Linked DNA regions of Homo sapiens: regions 1, 2 and 4 are each linked to region 3. A link is a contact called in ENCODE Hi-C or POLR2A ChIA-PET data. All regions are on one chromosome and are shown on one strand. The core of a region is the stretch at or near the end of the contact, and the rest is flanking DNA. Distances in the headings are between cores, read along the strand shown. Region 1 holds the start of PARP11 (poly(ADP-ribose) polymerase family member 11). Region 2 holds the start of FBXL14 (F-box and leucine rich repeat protein 14). Region 3 holds the start of ITFG2 (integrin alpha FG-GAP repeat containing 2). Region 4 holds the start of FERRY3 (FERRY endosomal RAB5 effector complex subunit 3).

Region 1 (3,103 bases), core at 36-2,535, 1.1 Mb after region 3:
GACCTTCCTCCTCCGTAGGAGGAAGAAATGATACACAGAGAGGCCAAGAAGAATCTGAACAAACAGACCTTGCTGGGCTTCCTTCCTCAGTTTATTAACATTAGAGTATATCCTTTGTCCAGTCACATTTTTACACAGTTGTCTATTCTTCATGGGTCCTACGCATAAAAATAGAGATCTCCCTGGTCTCTGAAGTGCCTGGTGGTGTAAAACTTTGATTAGATTTGCTCTGCTTTTACCTTGTTAACCTATCTTCTGTTTTAAGGAGTGGTGGCTGTGATCCTTACAATGGGTGGTGAGGAAAGGTACTAAAGTTTTCGGCCCCTACGTTGCACTTTAAATAAATAAATGTATAAAAGCAAAGTAGACAAAGACACATGAAGTCATAATGAAAATACCAGAGTCAGCCAAGGAAGAAGGCAGACTTGCAGTTGAAATGCTCCAGATCACTTTGTCCACCGAACGAAAACATCTAAGAACATACAGTCCATACTCCAAGTTTTAAACGACTGTCCACCAAGAAGGGAAAAGGAGAACTGATGGCTCCTCTTAGGCCCATTCAAGACAAGGGGGTCCCAATTCCCTTGCTTTAGACTGGTGGGACTGGCAGGTAAACCTGAGGCAAATGACTGACTACAGGTTCCAAGGCCAGTTACTCCAATTAGAAAGCAAAACACAAAGTTTCAAAAAACAGTGAAGGCAGTCGGGAGGCTGAGGCACGACAATCGCTTTAACCCGGGAGACGGAGGTTGCGGTGGGCCGAGATCACGCCACTGCACTCCAGCCTGGACAACAGTGCGAGACTCCGTCTCAAAAACAACAACAACAACAAATGGTGAAGGGATGAGGCTGAAACATCACGGGAAGTAAAATAAATAATTGTAACAAGAAAACAATAAAGCATTGGAGAATCCACCCAGGCACTTCCACTGCTTAAAAAGGTACAGACTACAGAAGCCAAAAGGCCCGGGAACTCCGGTCCCGGAACTCAACACCCAGACTGAAGCGAGCGCGGGGAAGCAGTTCCGGTGACCCCCTCCCGCCCCTCTCTCATCAACCCCGCCCCCTGGGCCCGCCCCGTCCCGCCCGGCTACTCACTGGATTCGCTTCCCACATAACGGTGACAAAATCGAGCGGAGAGAGCCTGTGGGAAGGGGCTAGCCGCGGGGCCTGGGTGTTGGATTTTTTTTTTTCCCGCGGGTCCCCGGGAGCGAAGGGACGGAGATGCAACCTTTACGAAGGCCTTCCTCCTCCCCCTCCCTGTCACAAGCCAGCGTTTACAGACCACCCAACCTCCCGACTTCCGCCCGACGTTGGCCAGTCAGATCTGTCTCCGCCCCACTCCTACAAGCTCGCCCCGCCCCTGCACGCTTATCCATACGCGCGCGGGCGGTCGTCCTGGGCGGGGCTTGCGAGTCTGTGTCTGACGAAGGAGTTTAAAGGGTTTCTGGTCCAACTGTATCACCCAGTGATCTTAAAGCCACGGCTGGCTGTATTTCTTTCCTATGAAACAAATTTTTATTGATCACCGTGTAACGACCAAGAGTCACACAGGCCTGGCAATGGCATTTGGGAGAAACTTCATAATCTTTCAATATCTTCATCCTCAAAATGGAGATGGTAGTAATATCTCCCTATGAGTGAGATTATTGAAAGCATTTAGCACAGTATTTGGCACACAGAGTTCAATAAGTGACGGTTATTTGCTCACAAGGGAACCTTTACATACTATCCCTGCCCTCAAGATTTTATAATCTAGAAAAGAAAGCAAAAAGTAGTTTAGAAAAGTTAAAAAGTGCAATATGATTTATAGGTAATATGGTGAATAGAGAGTGCTATGCGAGCATATTTACCTAGAGTAGAGTGTCAGGAAAGCTCCCTCAAGATGTTTAAAACCATGAGGATGTATTCCTACTGATGTAAAGAGAGCTAACAGAGTGAAATAATCTTCCATGCAACAAAGGATCTACCCCATAGGAAATGAAAATTAAACAGCTCATTATAGATCCTTCTGGACTTTTCTATGCCTCTACACATTGAAAAAAATGTAATCAAAGAATACCTATAGATTTAGAACCTGATTTTTTTTTCACTTTAAAGATTATGTGGCTATCCTTCCATTCCATTAAGTTTAAATCTGTTTCATCATTTTATTTATTTATTTAGGCAGAACCTCGCTCTGTCGCCCAGGCTGGAGCGCAGTGGCGCCATTTTGGCTCACTGCAACCTCCGCCTCCCGAGTTCAAGCGATTCCCGTGCCTCAGGCTCCTGAGTAGCTGGGATTACAGATGTGCGCCACCACGTCCCGCGAATTTTTGTATTTTTAGTAGAGACAGGTTTTCGCCATGTTGGCCAGGCCAGTCTCGAACTCCTGACCCCAGGTGATCCACCTGCCTTGGCCTCCCAAAGTGCTGGGATTACAGGTGTGAGCCATCTTGCACCCGGCCATATTTTAAAGTAGACTCATGGCATTCCATAACTTATGCGTATACTACGTACACACAAATAGACACACACATTTGAAATAATCTACTGAATAGACGTTTGAGTGGTTTTCTATTTTTCACTATCCCAAAAAAATCCTTCAACAGGCATTTCTTCACATTTGTCCATTTACTTCTTGGAATTAATTCCTGGAAATAAAATAGTTTACTAAGAGATTATTTTTGCCAAATGGTTGACCAGTTGCCCCCATGTCATTTAGTGAATATTCTTTCCTCACTACTTTGAAGTGCCACTGTTAATTACAACCTAAATTTGCATATACATATACATAGGTATACATACACGTATATATCTGTTTCTGAACATTCTCCTCTATTAATTATCTGCTTATTCCTAAAATATGCCACAGTTATAATCATTACATATTTAATATATTTGCCTTTTCATAAAGGAACCTCTCCTAATTCTCTTCTTTTTCAAAATTTTCAATATCATGGGTCTTTCCATTCAGAAATACTTGTTTTCTGTATCTTTAGATGCATTAACAATTTTTTTTCAGATCTGCATCAGCATCTGTAAAAAAAAAAAAAAAATCACATAGGTTTGCATAATCCTTGGGAAGTTTGTTCCTAGATATTTTATAGTTTTTTTGTAAGTG
Region 2 (3,318 bases), core at 330-2,829, 1.2 Mb before region 3:
CAGGTGCTCAGCGATCAGCTCCAGGCCCTTGTCCGTGATGCGCACACACTGTCCAATGTTGAGCGTGCGCAGCCCGTGCATCTGCCGCACCATGCGGTTGATGCCATCATCACTGATGTGGCAGGAGCAGAGGGAGAGAGACTTGAGGCCATCCAGCCCCTGGGCTATGTAAGCCAGACTCTGGTCTCCCACCTTGTCACAGAACGAAACATCCAGCCCCGAGAGGCGCAGGCTGCCCATGGCCAGATGCATGATGCCCGTGTCACTGATGTTGTCACAGGAGCGCAGGTTGAGGCTGCGCAGGCTGCCCATGTGCGACAGGTGCAGGAGGCCAGCGTCCGAGATTCCCCCACAGAAGCTGAGGTTGAGGAGCCTCAGGCCCGTCAGCCCTCGGGAGATGTGCTTTAGAGAAAGATCTGTGAGCTTCTGGCAGTCCTGTAGCGTGAGCTGCTCCAGGCCCAGGCAGCCCTCCGCCGCGCTGCGCGTCATGCCGGCCAGGTGCCCGATGCCCACATCCGAAAGGTGGCGGCAGCTGCGGAGGTTAAGGCTCTTGAGGCGCTGCAGACCCCAGGCGATGAGCAGAAGGCCAGTGTTGGTGATGTTGCTGCAACCTCCCAGCTCCAGCACCTCCAGGCCCTTGAGGTACTGGGCTATGCGGCCCAGGCTGCTGTCAGTGATCTGCTTGCAGAGGCTCAGGTTGAGAGCGCGCAGGGAGCCGATCTCCTGCACAAACGCGTGGCCCAGCCCGTTGTCGGTGAGGTTGTAGCAGCCGCTGAGGTTGAGGCTCTCGATGTTGGCCATGCCCTGGATCACGTAGCTGAGGCTGCGGCGGAGGCTCAGGATCTGCACCCGGCGGATGCCCCGGGCCTGCAGGCTGGGGAACAGCGACGGGTTGGCCCGGCGCAGGTGCAGCTTGGCCTCCACCCCCCGCCACACCGACTTGTGGTAGGCGGCGTCCCGCCAGGCGGTGCACACCTGCGCCGCGCGCCCCTTGTCCCGGACGTCCAGGTAGCCGAAGATCATGGCCAGCAGCTCCGGGAACAGGCATGAGATGTGGGTCTCCATCTTCCTCCTCCCCCCTCCGCGGCGCTGGGGGGAGGAGGCGCGGGCCCCGCCGCTCCGGCCTCGGGCAGGCGACGAGAGCGCTTCTCCCCAGCCGCCGCCGCCGCCGCCGCCGCCGCCTCGGGCCCAACGGCCGGCCCCTCCCCGCCTTCCGGCTCCGGCCGCCGCCGCCGCTCCTCCTCCTGGTCCGTCCGTCCTTCCTTCCTGCCGGCTGCGCCTCCGGCCCGGCCCTCCCCCGCCCCGGGCTCCGCACGGCGCTCACATCCCGGGCGGGGAAGGCGCCTCGCTCTCGCTCCCGGAGGCCGGCCGCCGCCGCCGCCTCGGCTCTACCCACGCCGCGCCCGGGCCGCGCCGCTCCGCCCGCGCCGCCGCGCCCACGCCCCCTGCCGCATCCTCCGCCTCCTGCCGCCGCCGCTGCTCCGCGGGCCGGCGGGCGGCGAGGGGGCCCCGGGGGCCGGGCGCACGGGCTCCGGGCGCGGAGGAGGCTTCCTGCTGCCTTTGTCTCTCGCCCGCTTTTCAAACCTCCCAGCCCCGGGCCGCCCGCACTCCGCCGCCCAGGCGGGGGGACCAGGAGGCCAATCCCGGCCGGCGGCGTGCGTTCCTTCTCCCCCGCCGTCCGCGGCCACTTGGGAGCTGCCGGCCCCCGCACCAAGGACGCCGCGGCCGTCCGGCCGGAGCGCGGCTCGGCGCAGACCCCGGGCGAGCAGGCGGGCCGTGCGTTTGGTAGCGCCCGGGCCGGCCCCGGCTCCGCCGCCCTGCAGCGCGTCCCCTCCGCCGCTCCCGCTCCCCCGCGCCCGCGCAATGGTACGGGCCTGCGCTGCCGGAACTGTGGAGCCGTTGCCCTGGAAACCGAGTTCGGCCTGGTCCCGTGGCCCCTGATTTTTAACCCTGTGGGCGCCACGGGGGAGCGGCAGCTGTCAGCAGAGCGCCTCCCCACCCGGCTTCTTTTCACCCGGTAGCCCGTTATTGAGCCGTTCCCTCTCTGGGCCACGCCCCAGCCCCGTTCCTTCTTTTTCTTTGCTGTTGAAGTCTGCGCAGCCCCTTCCCACAGTTTACCCCTGCAATTCGTTACCCTTATTTCACACCCCTCTCCCTTGATTATCCCTGCGAGAGCCGCCTCCTATAGCAGTGCTCAATAATCGTCACCCCAACTCTCCTTTTCTTACTGTCCCTAATGCCCCTTAACGCCTCATTATCACACCCCCTGCTCCCCCGGTTGGGGCTGTTTACTACGACGCCTTTCTCTCCAGTCTTGTGTCTTAAATTGGAGAGAAACTCGGCTGTACTCATCTTAAACAATGACCCCCTCCAGTCGGTGTTCTAGAAATTTCTAGAATTATCCATGACTACTTCCTTCTAGCATCTTCTGATGGTTTCCAGACACGCTGTGTGTGTTTCCCTCGGTACTTGATACATCAAAACTTCCCTCTACTTCTGAACGCTGCTGCGCCACCAATGCCCTCAGTCCGCTTTGCTTACAGGGGAACAGCCTTCCCCTAAGCCTTGTTTTAGGAGCTTTCTCCTTGTCATCAGCCTTAGACTATCAGTTGTATGGCTCAGTTGTACTGATAGTCAATATATTCGTATATGCTGAATCCAATTTACTTTTTGATTAAAATGGAATGACAGTTGAACTTGGTTTAAGACAATCCAGTCGTGTCTGTTGGTTTATCAACCGTTTTATGGAAGCAGGGCACAATTCCATTCTAGGATGTAGCCCCTGGGTCCTAAATGTCCGTACTAAGGATAGAATTTCAGAAGTTTCATTTTAACTACCCCCAAACCAAGAATTTTTGGATCAGAGAAAATGATCCTCTGTATTTTAATTTATGGATCCACACAACTAGATACAAGACCAGCGGATTTATCAGAAAGGGAAAATGGTTTCATTGATTCTTTGAGGACCTGAACAAGATTTGGAAGGGGTTCCATATTCAGTGTAGGAGAGTAACTTTTGCCCAAGCAACCACTATTAGACCAAATACATACAGATTCAGTAATAGGCATAATACACCTTTTACACCCCTACCACTCCTCTTTCCTAAATCAGGAAATGCAGAAGCAAAAATTCTCGCCAGCTTGTTACCTCACCCACATTACACGCAGTGTGGAGCCCATAGATTTTTATAACCTTCTTGAAAAAATAGACTGTACTGTTAGTCATCCAGTACATCCAGATGTACGGTGGCAGTAAGTGTCACGATTCTGGGGTATGCCTGGGCTTCACTCTTCTCCTGGAGGTTATCTAGGCTTTTA
Region 3 (2,923 bases), core at 424-2,923:
CGTCTCTACTAAAAGTACAAAAATTAGCTGGGCGGCCGGGCGCCGGTGGCTCATGCCTGTAATCCCAGCACTTTGGAAGGCCGAGGCGGGTGGATCACGAGGTCAGGAGATCGAGACCATCCTGGCTAACACGGTGAAACGCCGTCTCTACTAAAAATACAAAAAATTCTCCTTGAGTGGTAGCGGGCGCTTGTAGTCCCAGCTACTCCGGAGGCTGAGGCAGGAGAATGGCTTGAGCCCGGGAGGCGGAGCTTGCAGCGAGCCGAGATCGCACCACTGCACTCCAGCCTGGGTGACAGAGCGAGACTCCGTCTCAAAAAAAAAAAAAATTAAATTAAATTAAATTAAAAATTAGCTGGGCGTGGTGGCGCTCGCCTGTAGTCTCAGCTACTCGGGAGGCTGAGGCAGGAGAACTGCTTGAACCTGGGAGGCAGAGGTTGCAGTGAGCCGAGATTGCGCCACTGCACTACAGCCTGGGCAACAGAGCGAGACTCTGTCTCAAAAAAAAATAAAAATAAAAATAAAAAAAAAAAAGATAAAAAGGAACAGCCCCTGGTCCAAAATCCCAGATAAGGTAGAATCATTTTTTTTTTTTTTTTGAAACACCAAGTGCGAGTCAGCCTGGGTTTTTAGACCTAAATCTAAAAATGTATTGAACACCTGTATGATTTCATAAATATTGCCCTGATTGACGAGGCACCCCAAAGAAAGGCAGAACTGGATTCAACATGGAAAGAAAGTATCCCAAGAAGCCAGCCATGAGAGTGACAGTCCCATCTGTGCTACAAGAGTAAGGCTACTGAGGTTGAGATGCAAGAGCTTTGTGCTGGGGGGCCACAAGACAGAGCAGATCCGGAATCCAGGCAACCTTCACTTCCAGCCTGAAGACTCTCCTACGAACTATGATAGTAAATGATGGAGAGGCCCTAGGGTTTGGGATCAAACAATTCTGGTTTGAGCACGCACCCCGCCCCACAATCCTTCCTTCTGCCATTTTACTTAATCTTGCTGAACCTGTTTTCCTCAGCCAAAAAAAAAAAAAGCTCGCATAGTGGCTGAACTAATTATGTGAAATATGTGAAATGTGCTTTGCAGCAGGTGGCTTTTAAACTATTGACCAGAAAACACATACACTGAAAAAAAAAATTTTTTTTACATTATAAGCCAGTATACACATATAAGTATATACAATTGAAACAAGAGTTTCACAAAAACTGTACTTACCTTACTACCTGGGAGTCACTTGGTATATTACTATTGTATTTAATTTTTTATATGCTGATTGCAACTCACTACATTGTTTTCACTCCTAATGGGTAGTTTTTTAAAAACACTTTTCAAAACCATGCAATTATCAGTTATTACGAAGATTAGTAAGATTCTCAGGAATGGTCTGATGGCTAGGAATCTTCATTGCCAGGGAAACAAAGGAAAAAGGTCAAGGTTATTAGGTCAAGCCCTTGGGAGCCCTGTTGCCAAGGGAACAGATCGACCCCCGTCAGGGTTGGTTTACCCACGGTCTGCAGCCCTGTGGAGAAAAGGAGTGGCCCGTGGGCCTGTCACTCACATCAGAGTTGGGAAGCCCGCCTCCAAGCCCGGAAGACCCGCCTCCTCTGTAAGGTTAAAGGAGGAAGAGGCAGAGATTGGAGGTTCAGGCAGTGACGTAACTTGCTGCCTTAGGTGGCCTTCCGCTCTGGCGGCTGTCGCGACGGGGGTTCAGGGAATATTTACTGGGCCTCTCCGCTCCCTCTGCTCTTGGAGGTGCCATGAGGTCAGTTAGCTACGTGCAGCGCGTGGCGCTGGAGTTCAGCGGGAGCCTCTTCCCGCACGCAATCTGCCTCGGAGACGTTGATAACGATACGGTAGGTGCATGCGCACCGCAAGAGACAGCCTGGATCTGTGCAGGGACGGGGCAAGGGAAGTGGAAGAGGCCGCCCGAGCGTGCCACGTGAGCGTGAGCATGCGCGCTGTGGCTAGTTTGGAGCGCTAGAGAGAAAAACTTTATTGATAGCTTCAGTGTTCGTGGTTGGTTTTGTTCCTTGGGAGGTTTTGTTTGTTTTTTGAGACAGGCTCCGTCTGTCACCCAGGCTGGAGTGCAGTGGCTTGATTTCGGCTCACCGCAACCTCTGCCTCCCGGGCTCGAGCGATTCTCCTACCTCAGCCTCCCAAGGGGCTGGGATTACAGGCGCCCGCCACCACGCCCGACTAATTTTTGTGTTTTTAGTAGAGGTGGGGTTTCACCATGTTGGCCCAAAGTGCTGGGACTACAGGCCTGAGCCATCGTGCCCAGCCCTTCTCGTTTTTTAAATAAATTACCACAGGTCAAGCAGGTAAAACAATGCCTGGCACACAGTTTAGTGCTCACTTAAGTGTTAGTGGTGGTGGTGGTGGTGTTAGTATTTTATTCTGTTTTTCTGCAAATCTTTACTGAACTGCTCATTATGCACCAAGGACTCTGCTACATTCTAGGAATTCAAAAATGAACGAGAGAGTTCCAGTCCTCAGATAGCTCATAATCAAGCTGTGTAATAGTCACCGGATAATAAAATGTAATGAGATGCATTGACTAAAGTATGGAGAGGATTCTCCGGTGGAGCATTAAAGGGAATAGTGTCTGATGCTCTTTTTTTTGCAGACTTTATCTTTTCATTTATCATCTATTTCATAGTTCTAATGCAAAGCACTGTATTGCCCCCTTCTACCCTCTGCCCTATCTTCCTACTCGGCCTCCCTGCTTCACAGTTCCTTAACTGTCCTGTACTTATTTCCCACCGCCCCCTAGTGCTGTGATGCAGAAGGTATCTTATGAGGCCTTTTTTGGCTCTACCCTCTCTGGGGAGGAAAGAGTTATTCTCATAAATTTGTGTTATGTTTTCTGGGCTTTCGTGTTTCTTCATGAACTGCCAAGCAGTCCAATTTTATG
Region 4 (3,016 bases), core at 116-2,615, 1.7 Mb after region 3:
TACACAAATTCACAAATTTTATTTTCCAGCCATTCTGAACTTCTGTCAACACCAAACTTCTCCTTCCATGCCGAATCTTTTTGAATGCCTTTTCCTTTGCCTAGAGCACTCTTACTGATCTTAATTTCATTGGATAACAATTGCTAATTCTTCAGGTCTCAGTTAAGCCTCTAGGAAGACTTATCCAACTCCCTAAAACTGGATTGGGTCCCGACAGGCTCTCATATTAGCCTAGACTTATTTGAATCATGGCACTTATCACGCTCTATTTCTTACTCTTGGCTAGAAAACAGTCTTCTTGAAGTGGAAGGAATACTGTCTTGTATTCCATGTATTAGGCAGGATGTTGCGAATGGCAAGAACTAATAAATAATTGTTGGATTGTATGGCGTTTTTATTTTATGGTGCTCACTGGAAAAATAAAGAACAAAAAATTATTCATACGGTTATTTAAAAAGATATCACCTGAAATATAAAAAAAACTCAAAGGACTTTTGTACATGTCGTGGGGCGGGGCTAAGTTGAATTATCCAGACTATATTTTCAAATCTGTATGTAGGCTATACACAAAAATCTTCGTCTATTTCACCATAATGCAAAGAGATAGGGTATTTGTTTTACTCAGAAAGAATTAAAATTAAACGTAAAGCAATACAAATTTTTATAATGTTAGAAAACTACCAAAACTACATAAAGGTATATTCTATGATGTAGAAATTTCATTCCTAAGTATATATCCAAATACACACACACGCATATGTTCGCTAAAGTACACCCAGAAGAATGCTCATATAAGTTTTATTTATAATACCCCAAACTGGAAACAACCAAAATGCGTATTAGTAGGAGAATAGTAAACTTGTTTATTTTATGAGATAAATACTACACAGCAATAAAAAAGAATCAACCACTGATAAATGCAAAAATATGAATGAATCAGGAATGTTGAAAAAAAAAAGAGAAGGCAGACACAAAAGCTCTGGTTCAACATTTAGACTTGTGTTTCAAGAAACTGATAACTTTAGTTCTTTCTCCTCTCGCTCTTTTTTTAGACTAATGGTCTATCCTGAAGCCTGGGTTCAGTTTTAGCAACCGTGAAATCCAGGAAGGTTTCCCATAAGAAAATGGGATGGAAGGTCTGGACCGAACACACACAGCCAACAGAGCGGAGGCTCTGAGGCTCACATTAATCAGGGAAAAGGAAGACAGACGGTCGAGCTGAGAAACTTCAGCCGGGTGAGGGGACTAATCCCTCTGTAACGGTTGTCAGTCTGAAAGGGCATCCTCACTCGGTTCTGGGCTCACCTCGTCTAGTTCCGAAGTCCTGGGCAGTCCGCTCACTCGAGCTGTCAGCGCGTCCTGCACTGGGAAACCAGCTGACTTGCCGACATACTTTTTCCACACCGCGGATCCGCGAACGTAGATTCGCCACATCCTTTTCTATTTCCTGGCATCTTGTAGAAAATTTCTCAGTCCAAGTGCCCCTATGTCCCAACCTGTTTCAATTTAACAATTTGAAAGGTGCAATAAGGTGTATTTCTATTGTTATTCTGTATTTCAGAGACAGGGCAAATCCGCCGTTGTGACGAAAGTGCAGGGACAAAGCACAAACTCGGCTCTGGTGGACCGGATACGGAAAAGCGGTGCCTTGGGGAGGGCGGGAGCAAATTCGCTTTCCCCACAGCGCGTGCGCCGCCGCAAGCATGGCTGGTGATGATTGGACGACTGGTAACAGGGGGCGGAGGGCTCCGAAGTCTGGTTTTGGGCGGGAATTGAAACCGCCGCTGAAGCCAACAAGAATTTGAGAACTGTAAATACCAAGCCTTGAAAGGGACCATGGTGCGGCCTGTGAGGTGGGTAGTTCCTGACATTCGTCGGGGGTGGGAGGAAAACTAAGGGAAAAGACATGAGACTAAGGGGAAAGGATCGAGTAAGACCGGAGGGCAGCGATGGTGGGGTTAGGATGGACGGTTATCAAGAACCCAGTCTCCAGTGAGAGCCACCCGTTGCTCAGAAGTATCCTAGCATCGTAGCTTTTTCCTTCTCTTTGCCTCCCTTCACAACCGTCGCCGTTTCTTTTACCAAGACCTTGTTAGCGTTTGAACAGCGCTTTACATTTCACCGAGCGCCCAATTATGTGTTATTTTATTTGTTTATCACTGTAGTTATTTGATATAGAAAGAGTAAGCATTCCTGTTGTATTGATTTAACATTTCTACGTATAGAGGGTAAGTTATCTGAGTCATACAGCCCAGTAAGTGGCAGGGCAATACTCAAACCTAAGTCATCTCACTCAAGATCCTCTGTGCTTTCCATCGTGGTATTAGAAACGATTCTTCTATTTACACAGTTGAGTGCCATGGAAGCCTATAGTTAGCCATTCATTTAATAAAGTTATTGAATATATTCACTTCTTTAGTGTACGAGGTGCTGGAGGTTACATTCCAGTGGGAGGTGAGGTTAGGGGGCCGAAAATAAGCCTCGAAATATGAGAGTGCGAAAGAGGAAAGCACTACTTTAAATATAGTAGTTAATATGTGACTCTGAGGCGATAATGCATGCACTGAGTCATGAATCAGGGTAGAGGGAATAGGAGCCAAGGCCCCATACTTGACCATATTTTAGGGACAGTCTAATGCTATAGGATTAACAAGCAGTGGGGAGAATCGTAGGGGGATTAGGCCAGAGAAATAGGCAGGTGCCAGAACAGATAGGGTCTTGTAAGTCTTAGAAAGGAGTTTAGGTTTTATTTTAAGTCAATGGGAAGTCAGTGGAGGGTTTTAAGTAGGGGAGAGGAATCTAAGTTTGCTTTTATAAAGGTCACTGGCTGTTGGTGGAGAATAAATGATGGATAGGGTGACCAGAACGGGAGCAGGAAAATCAGGTATTATATCATTGGAGAGCGGTTTGGGATAGGGTATTATTAGTGGGCATGGAATGGAACAGATGAATTTGGGATGTATTTCGGAGGCACTGTGGACAGAACTTGCTGATGAAGTAGATGTACAGGTAAGGG

Evidence for each region. A loop is a pair of places that touch in the nucleus more often than their neighbours do. ChIA-PET counts read pairs that join two places held with the same protein, here RNA polymerase II (POLR2A). Pooled maps may share reads with other maps.
Region 1: a map of CD8-positive, alpha-beta T cell shows a loop between it and region 3 (14-fold over the local background). The contact joins the promoter of PARP11 here to the promoter of ITFG2 in region 3. A Hi-C loop is called at or near these places in 2 of 168 maps with a recorded cell type or tissue (CD8-positive, alpha-beta T cell and naive thymus-derived CD4-positive, alpha-beta T cell), 2 of 37 single-sample maps with no recorded cell type and 14 of 50 pooled maps.
Region 2: a map of naive thymus-derived CD4-positive, alpha-beta T cell shows a loop between it and region 3 (7-fold over the local background). The contact joins the promoter of FBXL14 here to the promoter of ITFG2 in region 3. A Hi-C loop is called at or near these places in 1 of 168 maps with a recorded cell type or tissue (naive thymus-derived CD4-positive, alpha-beta T cell) and 8 of 50 pooled maps. POLR2A ChIA-PET finds 5 or more read pairs at or near these places in 1 of 52 experiments (WTC11).
Region 4: a pooled map shows a loop between it and region 3 (20-fold over the local background). The contact joins the promoter of FERRY3 here to the promoter of ITFG2 in region 3. A Hi-C loop is called at or near these places in 13 of 50 pooled maps.

The regions. Positions count from the first base shown.
Region 1 is chr12:3,872,114-3,875,216 of GRCh38, forward strand. PARP11 (poly(ADP-ribose) polymerase family member 11) reads right to left here and starts at 1,286. Exons shown (of 8, transcript NM_020367.6): 1 at 1,099-1,286. The coding sequence starts at 1,116. The region is part of intron 1 of PARP11-AS1 (PARP11 antisense RNA 1); the gene reads left to right. RefSeq lists a silencer at 954-1,063 and enhancers at 1,735-2,255, 2,256-2,775.
Region 2 is chr12:1,593,002-1,596,319 of GRCh38, forward strand. FBXL14 (F-box and leucine rich repeat protein 14) reads right to left here and starts at 1,580. Exons shown (of 2, transcript NM_152441.3): 1 at 1-1,580. The coding sequence starts at 1,065. RefSeq lists enhancers at 1-137, 655-844, 2,215-2,284 and silencers at 55-104, 1,085-1,954.
Region 3 is chr12:2,810,995-2,813,917 of GRCh38, forward strand. It overlaps ITFG2 (integrin alpha FG-GAP repeat containing 2), which reads left to right and starts at 1,674. Exons shown (of 12, transcript NM_018463.4): 1 at 1,674-1,862. The coding sequence starts at 1,767. It overlaps ITFG2-AS1 (ITFG2 antisense RNA 1), which reads right to left and starts at 1,930. Exons shown (of 4, transcript NR_146317.1): 1 at 1,568-1,930. RefSeq lists enhancers at 1,221-1,970, 1,701-1,950 and a silencer at 1,501-1,590.
Region 4 is chr12:4,537,104-4,540,119 of GRCh38, forward strand. It overlaps FERRY3 (FERRY endosomal RAB5 effector complex subunit 3), which reads right to left and starts at 1,366. Exons shown (of 14, transcript NM_020374.4): 1 at 1,306-1,366. RAD51AP1 (RAD51 associated protein 1) reads left to right here and starts at 1,787. Exons shown (of 9, transcript NM_006479.5): 1 at 1,787-1,853. The coding sequence starts at 1,837. RefSeq lists enhancers at 1,001-1,610, 1,611-2,219 and a silencer at 1,346-1,395.